Regions from separate parts of the Homo sapiens genome. Here region 2 is linked to region 1. A link is a contact called in ENCODE Hi-C or POLR2A ChIA-PET data. All regions are on one chromosome and are shown on one strand. Each heading gives the region's core, a stretch centred on a gene start or an enhancer-like site at or near the end of the contact. The rest is flanking DNA. Distances are from core to core; before and after follow the strand shown.

Region 1 (4,688 bases), core at 2,047-4,546:
TGAGCCCACGAGTTCAAGGCTGCAGTGAGTTATGATCGTACCACTGCCCTCCAGCCTGGGTGACAGAGTGAGACCCTGTCTCTAAAAAAAAAAAAAAGTCCAGGTACAGTGGCTCATGCCTGTAATCCCAGCACTTGGGGAGGCCAAAGAGGGCAGATCACCTGAGGTCAGGAGTTTGAGACCAGACTGGCCAACATGGTGAAACACCATCTCTACTAAAATACAAAAATTAGCCAGGCGTGGTGGTGGGTGCCTATAATCCTAGCTACTCAGGAGGCCGAGGCAGGAGAATCCCTTGAACCTGGGAGGCGGAGGTTGCAGTGAGCCAAGATCACACCATTGCACTCCAGCCTGAGCAACAAGAGCAAAACTGTCTCTAAAAACATAAAAAATTTTTTTAAAAAAAGAAAGTTAAATAAAATCATTAAAATGTGTTCATCTTATACCTGTATAACAGTCATAATTTTACCTTTTTTGAAAACAATCATTTAATACTCATTGTACAGAAATATGTCACTTAAACTGACAAGAAGCTGTTTATTGTCTGACATGAAGCTATTAAATGGACATGAAACTGTTTATATGTTATTTATTGTCTGTCTCTCTCCACTAACATATAAGCTCCATGAAGGCAAAGGTATTTGTTGACTTTATATCTCCAATGCATAAAATGGTACCTAGCACATAATAAGCATTCAATAAATATTTGTCAAATAAATTAAATCTACTCAACCGGTTCTTACTCACAAAATAACCAGTAATGGCCTGTAACCTAATAAAACTTTGCTACCCTTTCATAAGTTATTCTTTTTCAAAAGGTGTTTTAAATGATTTTGTTTTCAACAAATTGAATAGACAATATCTAAAATAATTATTCCAGGGACGCTAAGCCTCCACAAGCTCCATTTACTTTAGGCTTAAAAAGGAAGACTTCTTTAAATTAGCACCTACTCTACCAGAAGAATAAGAGTGCTGGCTTGAGGTAAAGAGCAGCAACACAGCTCTGAATATCTCAGGATGGGATCTTTAACCTGGTGTATAATTCGAAGAGCAAAGGAGTGCTATGAGGGTATTTCCTGAAAGGGCTGTGAGCACAATAAGTGCTACAAAATCCTAAAGAAAATAACACAAAGGAACAGGGGACACAGGGGAACACAAGTGAAGCAGATATTAACCTTATTAGTAGTTATGTCCAAGGCCAGTTTACTAAGAAAATGCTAGGCTCTAGATAAACATCACACAAGAGTGTATTCACTACCTCTGTTTACTGAAAAAAACAAAGAAGTTAACTTTCCTACTGTTGTTTACTGAAAGAAACAAATGAACAACAACAGTAAACAACCTAAATGTTCAATAATAAGAAAACTGATAAGTAAATTATGGTAAATAGCCACATATTGTAGCCTCAAATATATATACTAAAATATTTTAATTACTCGAGGAAAGACTATAACGTTGTGATATAATGTAAAAGGACCACAGGCTGGGTGCAGTGGCTCACACCTGTTATCCCAGCACTTTGGGAGGCCGAGGTGGACAGATCACTTGAAGCCAGGAGTTCGAGGCCAGCCTGGACAACATGGCAAAACCCCGTCCCTACTAAAAATACAAAAATTAGCCACGTGTGGTGGTATATGCCTGTAATCCCAGCTACTCAGGAGGCTGAGGCAGGAGAATCACTTGAACCTGGGAAGCAGAAGTTGCAGTGAGCAGAGATCGTCCCACTGCACTCCAGCCTGGGCAACAGAGTGAGACTCTGTCTCAAAATAAATAAATAAATAAAATAAAATAAAATATAAAGAGATATAAATAACAGAAAATGGGCTGGGCGTGGTGGCTCACACCTGTAATGCCAGCAGTCTGGGAGGCCGAAGCAGGCAGATCACTTGATGTCTTGAGATCAGGAGTTCACGACTGGCCTGGCCAACACGATGAAACCCCGTCTCTACTAAAAATACAAAAATCAGCCGAGCGTGGTACCGCATGCCTGTAGTCCCAGCTACTCGAGAGACTAAGGCAGGACAATCGCTTGAACCCGGGAGACAGAGGTTGCAGTGAGCCAAGATCGCACCACTGCACTTCAGCCTGGGCACCAGAGTGAGACTCTGTCTCAAAAAAACAAAAAACAAACAGAAATATGCCAAAACATTAACAATAGTTATTTCTGGGTGTGAGATTATGCATAATTTATATTTCTATTTTTTCTATTTTACAAGTTTTCTTCAATGAGCATTACTCTTATAATTTAAAAACAAATACATACACACACCAGAAGACAGAACTTTCCAGAAATCCACCTACCAAAATAAGACACTATCATACTATCTCAGCTTCTTTTTACATGGTTATCTGAGAAGGGACACAGTGAAAGGAGATGGCCATACTTGTACTTTCCCCATCTCTTGGCAAAATCAGATTTTACCAACGGACTTTAATCTCTTGTCTAACAAATGTTTGTTCAACATGACATCATACAACTACAAATACGTGTAATCATACTTAAACAGCAATTAAGTAGACCATTATTTTCCTGTGTCTCATATTATATGATAACATCTTCCATGCCAGATACTCACAGCATAGTAACATGATCCCACTGGAGCCTAATGAAGAATGTTCAATGAACATGCCAATATTTTATCTGAGCTCCTTTCAAAGCATGTAAGTAGCTATTTTTAAAGTGTCCACTTTTCACTGTCCTAAATGTAAAATAATCTACAGTTAGAATTCTAAACTTTCTCTAGATCCTGACTCAATTTAGAGAGTCTGTACTAGACTAAAAATTCCAGAATCCATTCGTATTTTTATGTATACATCTTTCTTCCCTTTTCACTTTCTGTTCTCCAAGTCTATGATGCCCTCATGGGTCCCTGACTCCTTTTTCAAGGGCATTCTGAATGGAAAGATCCTCTTATACTTCAATTACTCACTTATCTCAAAGTAAATCCAATTTTCTATTCTTTTTTGATCTCTTTTAAGTAACAGTGTGATTCATTTGACCATCAATCTTTCCCCTCAGTGAGAACAGTATCACCGACTTTATTTTAGAAAGCACTGAGTATCATTTTTTAAAATGTCTTAACACCTCTTTCCCCTTCCCAAAGAACTGAAGGTAAATGAAGTAGGGTGTTTTATGGCAAATAGGAGATTTGCCTAATTCCAAAATGTTCCAATACTCCTAAAACTGTAAATTAAGAATTAGTATTTGAAAGTTGACACTTTCACACCTACGACAGGCCTTTTGGAAGCTGCTCTTTATAAACACATGAGATTCATCATAACCTTCCAGCAGGTGGCACTCATACTCTGAAAAGGGGTCTGTACAGACTAACACAGCTCTGGTTCAAGGTGGCCCTAAATCTTCTGCTTCATTTTACTTCAGTGACACTTCCTGGTTACCAGTCATAAGCTCCAGGGAGGTCAATGTTCCCCTTTGCCACCCAGTTGAAATGACAGTGAGGCAGTAAGTAAAATGCAAAAAATATAGGTTTTAGAATCAGAGGCTGAGTTTGAATCCTGTCTTACTAGCAGCAGTTAAGACATAAGGCAAGTTGCTTAACTCTTCTGAATCTCATAGAAGAATAAGATGTCTACTTACAAACATAAACAGTTTCCACAAAGAATAAATTAATATAAATAGATTAAATACACAGCACAGTGGGCCAGGCACGGTGGCTCACACCTCTAATCCTGGCACTCTGGGAGGCCAAGGCAGGTGGATCACCTGAGGTCAGGAGTTCGAGACCAGCCTGGCCAATATGGTGAAACCCAATCTCTACTAAAAATACAAAAATTAGCCAGGCATGGTGGTGGGCGCCTGTAGTCCCAGCTACTCGGGAGGCTGAGGCAGGAGAATCACTTGAACCCAGGAGGCGGAGGTTGCAGTGAGTCAAGATGGTGCCACTGCACTCCAGCCTGGGCAACAGAGCAAGACTGTCTCCAAAAAAAAAAAAAAAAAAAAAAAGTACATAGCACGATGCTTGGAACGAATTAAGCATTTGACAAATTATAGCTTTTATTATCATTTTTAACCACCACTATTTGCAAGAATGTTATGAAGAGTAAATCGGATAATCCAGGTAGAATGCCTGGCATTGTTCTTGATAAACAGTGGCTGTTGTCATTGTTGTACTTAAGTGAAAATTTCAATGCTAACCACTCCGGTTAGCTTTGACATCAGAGATACTTAGAGAGTGAGGCTGAGTTGGAAAATGCCACAGCATTTCCTTGCCAAAGTCCATGAAACACCCACTTAGTAGTTTCTATAATAATAAAATGGCTATATGAAAGTTATTTCCTTTCCCATTTTTCAACAATCTGGTTTCATTTTCTCTCTGACTTTTAAATTCTGCATGTACTTGGTCTAAGAGAGATATCTGAAACCAAGTAAGCTTTGCGATAAATAAGAAATTCACATCTCCTTGACTATGAGAGCATACCTATTCTTTTTTAGTATAAGTATTTAATCTTTTTTTTTTTTTTTTTTGGAGACAGAGTCTCACTCTGTTGCCAGGCTGGAGTACAGTGGCGTGATCTCAGCTCACTGCAACCTCCACTTCCCGGGTTGAAGTGATTCTCCTGCCTCAGCCTCCCGAGTAGCTGGGATCACAGACACATGCCACCATGTCTAGCTCATTTTTTGTATTTTTTTTTTTTTTAGTGGAGATGGGGTTTCACCTTGGCCAGGC
Region 2 (4,868 bases), core at 971-3,470, 93 kb before region 1:
CTCAAATAAACTCTGTTAACTTTATTTTTTCAAAAGCTTTTCACTCCCTGGACCTAGAATCTCTTTAAAAACCTGAAAAAAACTTTAAGCAGTCCTAACAAGACCTAAGGGTGGGAGAAGGTAGTAATAGAGACAGGGAACAACACTGATAAGTTATTTTCAATATTTGAAAGATGCCACATGGAAACTGTACAATTACTAGAGATAAGGTGCTAAGCTAACCATAATGTCCTGTTTCTAAGTTTGGGTTGGAACTACTTCAACTCACTATAAGAATTCTGATAATCGTATGCTGATCAAGGGTTTTTGTTGGTAGTTATAAATAGCCTTCGTTAACAAAAGTGGGAGGGTAAGCCAATCATTACCTAATAAAGCAGTTCATTTCCATCATGGGTGTGGGTCCAAGAGAACAAAGACACAATCACAGGGACCCTCGGAGATAAAGTAGATGGAAACCTCTGATGTGACTGAACCTCCCTGGTACAGAGGAGGGAATGTAAAGCCAGTCAGGTAGGCTAATAGCAAGTTAATAAATAGGATTCAAACCTACATCCATGGACAACTCAACTTACCCTTTAAGCCCACAAACATATTACAGCACAGGGAATACAGCCACTGTCTGTCTACTAAGTCCTGTGACTTAAACAATAGAAAATACAGACCCAGAAACGTCTAACAGAACTTTCTGTAACTGAAGCTGCCTTTGCAAAAATTATAACAGAAAATTATGACAGTGAAAGAGATCTGACCTAACCAATTCCATCTTGCCTTTAATCTCCAAACTGCCCTTGGTCATTCCTGGGTGTGGGGCAAGCTAACTTTGGGAGAAATGTATAGTTTAAATGATAATAGTCCTCAAAACTAAACCACCTTTGTAAAACTAATCGAAGCTCACCAGGTTAGGAGAATGAGAGGGGCCTGAACTCTGCTACCATGTAGGCATAGCTAAATGATTACCAGCCATTATTCCAGAGGTTACAAGATTTGCAGCTTCCCCAATTACTCCTGTAAATAACACCACTGTTGTAGAACCTAAGATTGGCCTTTAGAGATGTCTTTTCAAGCTTTTGCCTTTCTGACCAGATGGACCCACCGGGACCAGCAACTCTTCCGTGGCTCCCACCCAGAAGCCAACTGAGTGCACCAGGACCAGCTTCCACACCCCGATGGTTGCATCCCCAACCAATCAGCAGTACCAATTCCCTAGTCCTCTGTCTGCCAAACTATCCTTGCAAAACCCTAGCTTCCACATTTTCGAGGAGGATGATTTGAGTAATAATAAAACTCCCATCTCCCCTTTAGCCAGTTCTCTGTGTATTAAACTCCTTCTCTTTTGCCATTCCCCTGTCTTGAAAAATCTGCTCTCTCTGGGTAGTAGGCAAGATGAACACATTGAGCAGTTACCTAATGATAAGAATGTTCATATCTGTGCTGCCCAAAGTGGTAGCCAGTAGCCACATGTGGCTGCTGAGTACTTGAAATATGAACAGTGTGGCTGAAGAACTTAGAACTGAGTTTTTAATTTAATTGTAATGGCTAATGTTTGGGACAATGAAGATGGAGATAGACATTTGCATCATTCATAAAATTAAATTCCTCCTCTAAACTATTCAAAGCATAGGCAGTTATTTTCAAACTTTTTTTTTTTTTTTTTTTTTTTTTTGAGACAGAGTCTTGCTCTGTCACCCAGGCTGGAATGCAGTGGTGTGATCTCGGCTCACCGCAACCTCAGCCTCCTGGGTTCAGGTGATTCTCCTGCCTCAGCCTCCTGGGTAGTTGGGATCATGGGTGTGTGCCACCATGCCCAGCTAATTTTTTGTGTGTATTTTTAGTAGAGACAGGGTTTCACCATGTTGGTCAGGCTGGTCTTGAACTCCTGACCTCAGGTGATCTACCCACCTCGGCCTCCCAGAGTACTGGAATTACAGGCGTGAGCCACCATGTCCAGCCTATTTTCAAACTTTAAATCACAGAATTCCTTCTTCAAGGAAGAAAATATTATTCCTATACCAATTTAAATGCAAACTAGCAGTGTGAACATAGGGGCAGGCCTAGAGCCCAACTCATCCCACTCCCCCACTGTCCACTCTTATCAGTTCTCACCTACCCTTGCTGGCTTCACCCACCCTGGCCCACTTGGGCCCTCAGGCACCTCGTCAGAACTCCTAAAACTGCACTGAACACAATGTGAAAGCCACCAATTAAAAAAGCAGAAGAGACCAGCATCAGGTAATTCCCCTAATAAATATTTACTGAGCAGCAACTGAGAACCAGGAACTGGGCTAGATGATGTAGGGGTGCACGGGAAATAAGGCCCCTGCCATGAAGAGACAGGAAAAGGTGATCATGTTTGTCAATAACATCTTAGCTGGATGCTGGATGATCCTTAGCTCATTTTGCCCTGGCATGAGCCCTGTGGTCTTCCTTTCACAGTTTAATACACACTGGGCTCCAAAGAGCTCACCGAGGGGCATACACACCATGCACCAGGGAGGGGCTGGGACCCAGATCTTCCTGACCAGAGCTGTGCTGTGCCCTCCAGAGCTCGCCATCAAGATGGGGAATTTCTCTGTACCCAGATACGCAAACACAGGCCCTCGGGAGCTGGAAATGTGAGAAATAACATGACTCTCTGAGGGTTATGCTGTCAATAGATCAAAGAGAAGATATTCACAAGTAGCTCCCAGGCTGAGGGCCTCTACTATAAACAGATAGAATATAGGCAGTGTTTAACTAAATAGAGTTGTTAGATGCAGGGGCGGTGGGGGTCAGCCACGAAAGGACAGGAAAGGAAAGGCCGAGGCAGATGTATACAAGGTGGACACAAGCACAATAGGGGACCAGAAGCTGGCTGAGGAGTTAGGTATGTCTAACCCATCCCAGGCCCCCATGGCATCCTGACTGTGGGATGAATTCATCAGCTCTTGAGCTTGAAGCCAGAGAGTCTTGTGTCTTTCCAGCTCCTATGTTCTGAGTCCAGGCCCGCTGCATCCTCTCTCTCTGCTGGCAAGAGGAAGAAGTGCTAGTGGGAGGGGTCTTCTTTCTTCCTGGAGATGCCCAGCATTGCAGTGCCTCCAGAAGGCCCGGACCACCAAGCCAGGCCACCCAGCCCTGCTTAATACTTCTTTCTCAGCCCAGAGTCATCTCTCCTCAGCTGTTCCATCATCAGAGGTTTCTCTCCTTGGACAGGGATTTCTCATGATGAATTTTAAAAGTGGTTATGAACAATGATGTGGTCTCCCACGAAGTTTTGACCACAGGAAGTGAATGTGCTGACTGAACCCTGAGATATGAGGTTCAGATGAGGGACCAGCAGTACTCATTGACCCTGCGTGGGCCCAGAAGTTAGTTTCAGCAAAGACTTCAAAGCAGCTATTACATATATGTTCAAATAATTAAAGAAAACTATAATGACAATGACTCAACAGACAGGGAGTCTCAATAGAGAGGTGGAAACTATAAACAAGAATTGAATTGAACATTCACTTCTGGCATGATGGGGTGAGAAGATAAACATGTCCCCTCCCAGAAAGGCAATTATAAAGCTGCACACAACTGCCAAAACATATGTAACACTTCTTAAAATGGAGGAACCCTTTGTTCAAACAGAAGTATGCATGGGAACTCAACTGCTGCATGGAACAAATGGAAACCTGAGGGGGAAGCAGACCATCCTTCTCTCCTAGTTTGACCTGCTGTCTCCTTTGATGGGTCTCAGCACCCCCTTGAGAACCAGGGCAGTGAACCGGTAAACTGGCATTTGGGGGCTCACCTTAGGCCCTTAGGGTAAAGCTGGATTATATGGTAATAATCCTATCTCCAGGGGGTCTTGGTTTAGGTCAGTGGATCTTACTATAACCATTACATCCCAGGAGCCTTTCTAGAAATTTGTAGGGACTTTTGAGGTTATCTAAAAATAGGGGGTTAGTGTTGGCCTGTAGAGGGTGAGGGCCAGAGTTGCTGGGTGTGCCAAAATACGCCAGACTGTGCCCCACAATGAATTATCCTGCAGCCTTTACAACTTTTGAATGTCCTGAAATCTGTTTATAATTTTATAAACTAATAAAGTGAACCTAACTCACTTTTCATATAAACAAAATATACTTTTTGCATAGTTTTAATATATGCTGAATTGCTAGAAATAAGACTACCACATAAATCAAGCTAAGCTGATTGGCTTCTTTTTTTCTTTAACGTCACCAAAAGTTGATCCTCGTTTCAGAAAGTTGCACCATGACCACAGAAAAGATCTACAGAAAAATCATAATAAATAATAAAGCCACATCACTGATAGTACCATGGCTTGTGGCATCTGAGTTGCCAATACAATACCTCATATCAATCTGCATTTTCTTACTAGTTAGTAGTAGCTTCTAATGAAGTCATGCCAAACATCTATACAATGAAATACACATTGTAGACGGTCTCCAACTTATGATAGTTTGACTTACAATTTTTCAACTTTATGATCCTGCAAAAGTGATATTTACTCAGTAGCTCCTAGATTTGTGATGGATGTAATCCTGTCATAAGCTGGGGAGCATCAGCATTTTATCGTAAGTTACTTTCCTTTTATTCTCTCTTATAATATTAACACCTAGAGTATCGTATCAATGTATTTGGAAATTGCATGTGGAGGTCAATTATATTATCTATGATTTTCATGATAGATAAAGGGCATAACAAAAATATTTCTTGTAAAAAGGGGAGGAAGGTCTGACAGAGAACTACTGACTTAAACAGTACTCTTATCATTTCCACCATCTCTACTACTTTCTTTCAATGGGGTGGGGTAGAGAAAACATGAGCTAATATGAGAAAAATATAGGTGTATACAATTAAATGCCAAACCACATGGTTCAGCCTGG

What was found. Hi-C counts contacts between places; a loop is a spot of excess contacts on that map. ChIA-PET counts read pairs that join two places held with the same protein, here RNA polymerase II (POLR2A). Pooled maps may share reads with other maps.
Region 2: a loop to region 1 is called in a pooled map, with 2.2 times the contacts of the local background. The contact joins two enhancer-like sites. A Hi-C loop is called at or near these places in 2 of 50 pooled maps. POLR2A ChIA-PET finds 5 or more read pairs at or near these places in 4 of 52 experiments (A673, GM12878, HEK293 and 1 more).

What each region holds. Positions count from the first base shown.
Region 1 is chr6:110,679,234-110,683,921 of GRCh38, forward strand. All of the region lies in intron 2 of CDK19 (cyclin dependent kinase 19), which reads right to left. Among named protein-coding and RNA genes, the nearest start is that of CDK19, 130 kb to the right of the region's middle. Within about 2 kb of position 3,297, at least 7 of the 41 ENCODE cell types and tissues checked have a DNase peak (open chromatin) inside an H3K27ac peak, as active enhancers do.
Region 2 is chr6:110,587,796-110,592,663 of GRCh38, forward strand. LOC105377941 (a long non-coding RNA gene) reads left to right here. Exons shown (of 4, transcript XR_942866.3): 4 at 1,084-1,301. Among named protein-coding and RNA genes, the nearest start is that of SLC22A16, 110 kb to the left of the region's middle. RefSeq lists an enhancer at 3,068-3,127. Within about 2 kb of position 2,221, at least 3 of the 41 ENCODE cell types and tissues checked have a DNase peak (open chromatin) inside an H3K27ac peak, as active enhancers do.